Regions from separate parts of the Homo sapiens genome. Here region 2 is linked to region 1. A link is an interaction called in ENCODE POLR2A ChIA-PET data of the cell type or tissue named here. Cell type or tissue: PC-9. All regions are shown on one strand. Each heading gives the region's core, and the rest is flanking DNA. Links, peaks and the distances in the headings are about the cores only.

Region 1 (2,925 bases), core at 330-2,829:
GGAGTGCAGTGGCGTGAACTCTGCTCACTGTAAGCTCCGCCTCCCGGGTTCACGCCATTCTCCTGTCTCAGCCTCCTGAGTAGCTGGGACTCCAGGCACCCACCACCACGCCTGGCTAATTTTTTTTTTATTTTTAGTAGAGACAGGGTTTCACCGTGTTAGCCAGGATGGTCTTGATCTCCTGATCTCGTGATCCGCCCACCTTGGCCTCCCAAAGTGCTGGGATTACAGGCATGAGCCACCGCGCCCGGCCAAAAATTGACAGTTTTTTTATATATTATTAATCACCAGTTAGAAATTGAAACGGAAATATAGTCACAATAGCAAACGCAAGTTTAAAATACTTCATGTAATATAACATTCATATTTACATATGGGTGTCTGTGTATGTAAAATGCTACTGATAGACACACACAAAAAAACCCTGAATATATGAAAAGACAGACTTGCTCCTGAGTAGAAAGGATAAATGTAATTCTGCCAAAATTAACCCATAAACCAAATGCAATCCCAATGAAAATCCTACTAGGATTTTTCTTACGTGTTTGTTTTGTATGCTTATGTGATATATTAATTCTAACATTTATCTAGAAGAAAAAACTTTGAGAAACAGCATATTTAATGCATATTTGCCCTATTCCATATCAAAACACGAATTGTTAATACAGAATTTTAAAACCAGAAATAGTCATGGGACTTTTGTATATGGCAATAGTGACATCACAGATCAGCAGGTAAAATCTTATTCAGTAAGTTGCACAGCATCAAAGAAAAATTTTAACAGAGGTAGTAGCTGAATTAAGTCCTGGAAAGATGAGAAGCAGATCCCTGAAGCAAACAACCAGCCTAGTAATACCTCTCTTCCACAGCTCCCATATTCCATAAATAGAAAAAAAAAAAAAAGGTTTATTATTGGTCTTTATTCTGATTCTGAAACAGTCTCCAGTGATGTCAACCCACAGTCCACATTGCCTGGCCTACGACTGTTGGGAAGGGAAGCACTGGCTCTGTTTCACATATGTGATACTGTTCTGTCCCCATCTCCAACACCGCAGACTACGGCAAATGTGTGCATCCACAGGTATCCAGCAGACCTGTGACCAGTGAAGCCTGTATCAAAAACATGAATGTGCTGGTCCAATCATACTCTTCTGTCCAAAACTTGGAATGGGGTATGGAATTGGAGAGAGACAGAAGCAGCTAAGAGGACTGTCAAAATAAACTCATCTTTCAAGATGCAGGATGAGTATAATTACCCACAGACAAAGCTGAATAAATCCCTCCAGGCTCTTATTCCTCCTTCACTCCTGCCTAACAGGGAGGCATGGGTGAGCATACAGTGAGTAATCACAAGTAGCCTGAGATCGCTGGAACACAGGAAATATATGGGGGGAGTTAGCAATGAAAATGTTGTAGATAGCATGAGATCGGTTTTCAAGTAAAGCATTTAACTAAATTTGTTTTTTATTTTATTTTATTTTTTTGAGACAGTCTCGCTCTGTCCCCCAGGCTGGAGTATAGTGGCACCATCTAGGCTCACTGCAATCTCCACCTCCTGGGTTCCAGCAATTCTCCTGCCTCAGCCTCCCACGTAGCTGGGATTACAAGCGCCCGCCACCATGCCCGGCTAATTTTGGTATTTTTTGTAGAGACAGGGTTTCACCCATGTTGACCAGGATAGTCTTGAACTCCTGACCTCAGGTGATCCACCCGCCTTGGCCTCCCAAAGTGTCGAAATTACAGGTGTGAGTCACTGTTCCCAGTCCTAAATGTGTGTTGTTGTTTTTTTTAAGAATGATTACTTGGGTCAACACAGAAAATAAACCGAAAGGGATTCCAGGTATGTGGTTATTACCACAGCCCAAGTGATGAAGTGCAGAATTTAAGGCAGTAGACACAGAAGAAACAGGACCAACTGTACAGGCTTCTCTGAGGTAAAATTAGTAGGACCTGTCAGGTAGGATGTATAGAGTAAGGGCTCTGAAAATTAAAGTCTACATTTCCAGAATGAAAGAATGGTGGCGTGTAACGAGGAATACAAGAAGAACAGACACAAATATGAGCGCATAAATATAGGGCTGGATGTTAAGTTTGTGGGAAAGACCAGAAGAGAGATTCACTATATTGTTAGAAATACAGGGCTGGGGCTCCAAACAGCTGAAGATGCAGAGGTCACAGTCATCATTGACTCTATTCATAGAACACAGAATTCCTCAGAAACAGTATATTCAATTGTAGGATAAAGGATTAAGGGCAGATGCCAGAAGAACCAACAAGAAAGGTAAAGGAACAGGAAACAGTGCCCTAGAAGCCAAAGACAAACACTTGTTGTCAGGAGTGTCAACAAGGCTGCAGAGAAGGCGATAAGCAGCAATGACATTAAAGTACAGCAAGCAGTGGGCCTGGCCTGAAACAATCCATCGCTTTCCTGCCTTCACAATCACATAATTTTTTAAATTACATTAGCATATATTACTCAACCAGTTAGTACATATTTACCAACAGAAAAGCTATTCTTCAGGAATTCCTGAGCTTCCATTAATAAGTATATACTGGTCATTCTGATATGAGATTTTTGGCCTTCCAAAAATTTTCTGGTAATATATTCAAATCTTTCAACTCAATTTAATAAATGCTTACTCAGTATCTCATGTCCATTACTGTGCTAGGTGGCAGGGATGCAGAGACTGATTCATTCATTCAACAAATGTGAGTGTCTCCTATACGCTGGGCACTGGGTGTGCAGCAGTGAATAAAGCACAGTATCTTTCTTTCTAGTGGAAGAATAAATTAAACTTACTCTCCCTGAAGGAGCTCAAAAGAAACACATTATGTTCTTGACTTATCTAAGAAAGACAGCAAATATAATTATTTCATAAAGCTATTTGAAATTAATAACAAGAAACAAAAACTGTGATCACCTAT
Region 2 (2,925 bases), core at 332-2,831, 940 kb before region 1:
GTGAAAACGGCATTTGATTGCAGGGAGGATGGAGGCATGGATGCTGGGACAACCTCAGGCTTTAGTGTCAGACTGATCTTATTAGAATCTCTCCCTGCCACTTACTAGCCTTTGGGCTCAGTCATTGACATAGGTATTATGGGACCCTATCCACGGTCTCCTGTGAATACTTGCTATCTGTTCCTTGCTGTTGGTTCTCGTGATTGTTAAGGTTTGTGGCTACTCACATTTCATGCTTCTCTTAGCAAAGCTACGTGTTCATGGCCCGGAAACCTGGCTTTGCTTAAAAAGACCGTTTGATCTCTTCGTTTGTTTTTGGCAAGTGACCAGTTGAAGTAGTTTTTTTTTTTTCAGAAGCATGGGGGAGGAAGGAAGGAATAATTGCCCACTATCTGTCATAGCGGTTTATCATCAAATAAATTATATTGCATTCCTCTTTTAACCAATTAACCCAACTGGTGATAAAGTAGTACGGTAAGTCCTCACTTAACACTGTTGATATGTTCTTAGAAACTGTGTCTTTAAGCAAAATGACACGCTGTATGCCCGTGGAACTTGAAGAAAGGAACTTGACTTTCTATTTTTAAGAGGTCTTCCTTTAGTGTCCAGGCTGGAGCGCAGTGGCATGATCACGGCTCACTGCAGCCTCAGCCTCCCAGGCTCAAATGATCCTCCCACTTCAGCCTCCTGAGTAGCTGGGACCACAGGCATATGCCACCATACCCAGATAATTTTTGTATTTTTTGTACAGATGTGGTTTCACTGTGTTGCCCAGGCTGGTCTCGAACTCCTGGGCTCAAGCTGTCTTCCTCCCTTAGCCTCCCGTAGTGCTAGTATTAGAGACCTGAGCCACTGCCTGTCCCTGACTCTTGTTTCTATCAATTAGCCTGTGGCAAAATTAGTTTTGTTACATAGTATGTTGTTTTGCTTAAAGTTGCAGTTTTCAAGAATCTATTGCTGAAGTTAAGTGAGGGCTTAAAAACTGTATTATATTCTGTGGAATACAGAGTACTGTATGCATAAGAACAGTTTATATGCTTGGATTATTTGCTGTGGAATTAAAACACTTTTATATTTATTAGGAAACTAAGACTGATTACCTTAGTTTTTCAGGGTTCACAAGTTTGGTTGGCTTTACAAATCTATGCATGCATTCATTTTAGGTTGGTTAGTACCGCAGTCCTCAGGAATTTGAAGGTGGCTCGTAAACTTGGGAGGGAAAGTGATTTTTGTTTTGAGAGTTGGGTCAGACCCTAAAGAATCATTACTTAGGGCTGACTGGAATTAATTAACCTGATCTTTCTGCTTTCCTTGGATTGCATCCAAAATCAACCCTGGTTGGTTTCTGCCAGCATTAGCTCCTTCAAAGTCTGCCTCTCAAAGATGTGTCATAGACTACAGCCCATGACTAAAATTTACCAAGCAAGGAGAACTGATGACTGTGTTCTTGGTTTGATGCCAAAAAGTACTCAAAGATTTTTCCAACATGGTTTATGGCACATTGACATTTATTTTCAGAATCAGTGGTATTGTTTTGCTAACTCTGTCACCCTATTGGTAAAATCAATCGAAAGTCTAAGTCAAATACTAAATCACATTTATTTAAAATAAAGATTGGGGCCAGGTGCACTGGCTCATGCCTATAATCCCAGCACTTTGGGAGGCCAAGGCAGGAAAATTGCTTGAGCCCAGGAGTTCAAGACCAGCCTGGCAACATAGTGAGACACCCCTTTCTACAGATAAAAGAATTAGCCCGGAGTGATAGTGTGTACCTGTGGTCCCAGCTACTTGGGAGGCTAAGGCAGGAGGATCTCCTGAGCCCAGGAGGTTGAGGCTGCAGTGAGCTGTGATCGTGCCATTGTACACCAGCCTGGGTGACAGAGTAAGACCCTGTTTCAAATTAAAGAAAAATAAATAAACATTGAGTCTTAGTTCTTATTGTCAGCCTGAAATCTCCTGTATAGTCTTAGAACGCCTGTCATATTTTTTAGTTTAATGTGCAAACCTCATTTTGATTGAAGTGTAACTAAGTAGTTTCTATATTTGAAATGAGAATGTTTTGTAAATAGTGGATGTTCATGTGACCAGTGAGAATTTCGTTTGTGAAGTTTGTTAGGGTCTTTGGAAAACTAGCCCCATGTTCAAATCCCTGATTACTTTGTCCTGGAGGGCCAGGAATGGTCTAAATGTTACCTTTCAAGTACATTTGATTTCAGAATTAGGTGATGCCTGAGAAGCAGAAAGGCCAACCCCTTGTCATTTTTGCCGCTTTATTTAACTTCTTGTAGTGGACATGGTCTTTGCTGAGGCTGCCGGCTATGAACTAGATGGGGCAGAACAGAACGTGAAAGGCAGAGAACAGCCACGTCCCATTGTTAACACAGAAAACAAAGAACAGAGTGTGAGATACCTAGTGATGCCAGCCGTATCCACTGAGGCCTCTTCCCACTGTTTTTTCTCTTACTTGCTTCTTGAAGTCTTTCTCCCAGAGTCACAGAAGGTTAGGGCCACTCAGGGTTGGAAAGCTCCTGCCACTTCCATTTTCGGAAGCCACTGGTATGTTAAAAAATGAAGGTAGTGTGGAAACAAGGTTATAAATATTGGGGCACATCTGACGCTAGTTGGTGGCACATTTTAAAGGCTTGTGCTTAACAAGTTAATGAATGTGTCATTTATAAAATACTGGGTACTTTCATTTTGCCTTCTGCAGAATGTTTTAAGGATTTGTAAAGATGCATGGGTCCACTCACTGTGCATGCCAGGAGCTTAAGCTTGGAATAGGACATGTGCTTATTGATGTATAAAGGACGTCTCTGTCTTTTGGCCTCATTGGGGTTTCTCTGTGACAGCCTAAATAAGGCCATGATTCTAAGCATGGGACCCTTTGTGGATGTGAGGGCTGCCCCTCCCTTCTTACCTCTTTCA

What was found. ChIA-PET counts read pairs that join two places held together with the same protein. Peaks named below come from ENCODE experiments on the same cell type or tissue, not always from the same donor. Only the 100,000 strongest peaks of a DNase experiment are listed, where the experiment ranks them.
Region 2: POLR2A ChIA-PET joins it to region 1 with 7 read pairs; 1 of 35 experiments calls an interaction of 5 or more read pairs at or near these places.

Annotation. Positions count from the first base shown.
Region 1 is chr2:222,877,875-222,880,799 of GRCh38, reverse strand. The region is part of intron 1 of ACSL3 (acyl-CoA synthetase long chain family member 3); the gene reads right to left. Among named protein-coding and RNA genes, the nearest start is that of ACSL3, 18 kb to the right of the region's middle. In PC-9, for the core only: no CTCF peak of the experiment used is centred there; DNase peaks (open chromatin) are centred at 1,319, 1,749 and 2,309; H3K4me3 peaks cover 715 bases; H3K27ac peaks cover 2,486 bases.
Region 2 is chr2:223,813,767-223,816,691 of GRCh38, reverse strand. All of the region lies in intron 1 of AP1S3 (adaptor related protein complex 1 subunit sigma 3), which reads left to right. Among named protein-coding and RNA genes, the nearest start is that of AP1S3, 22 kb to the left of the region's middle. In PC-9, for the core only: no CTCF peak of the experiment used is centred there; a DNase peak (open chromatin) is centred at 1,341; H3K4me3 peaks cover 619 bases; H3K27ac peaks cover 2,321 bases.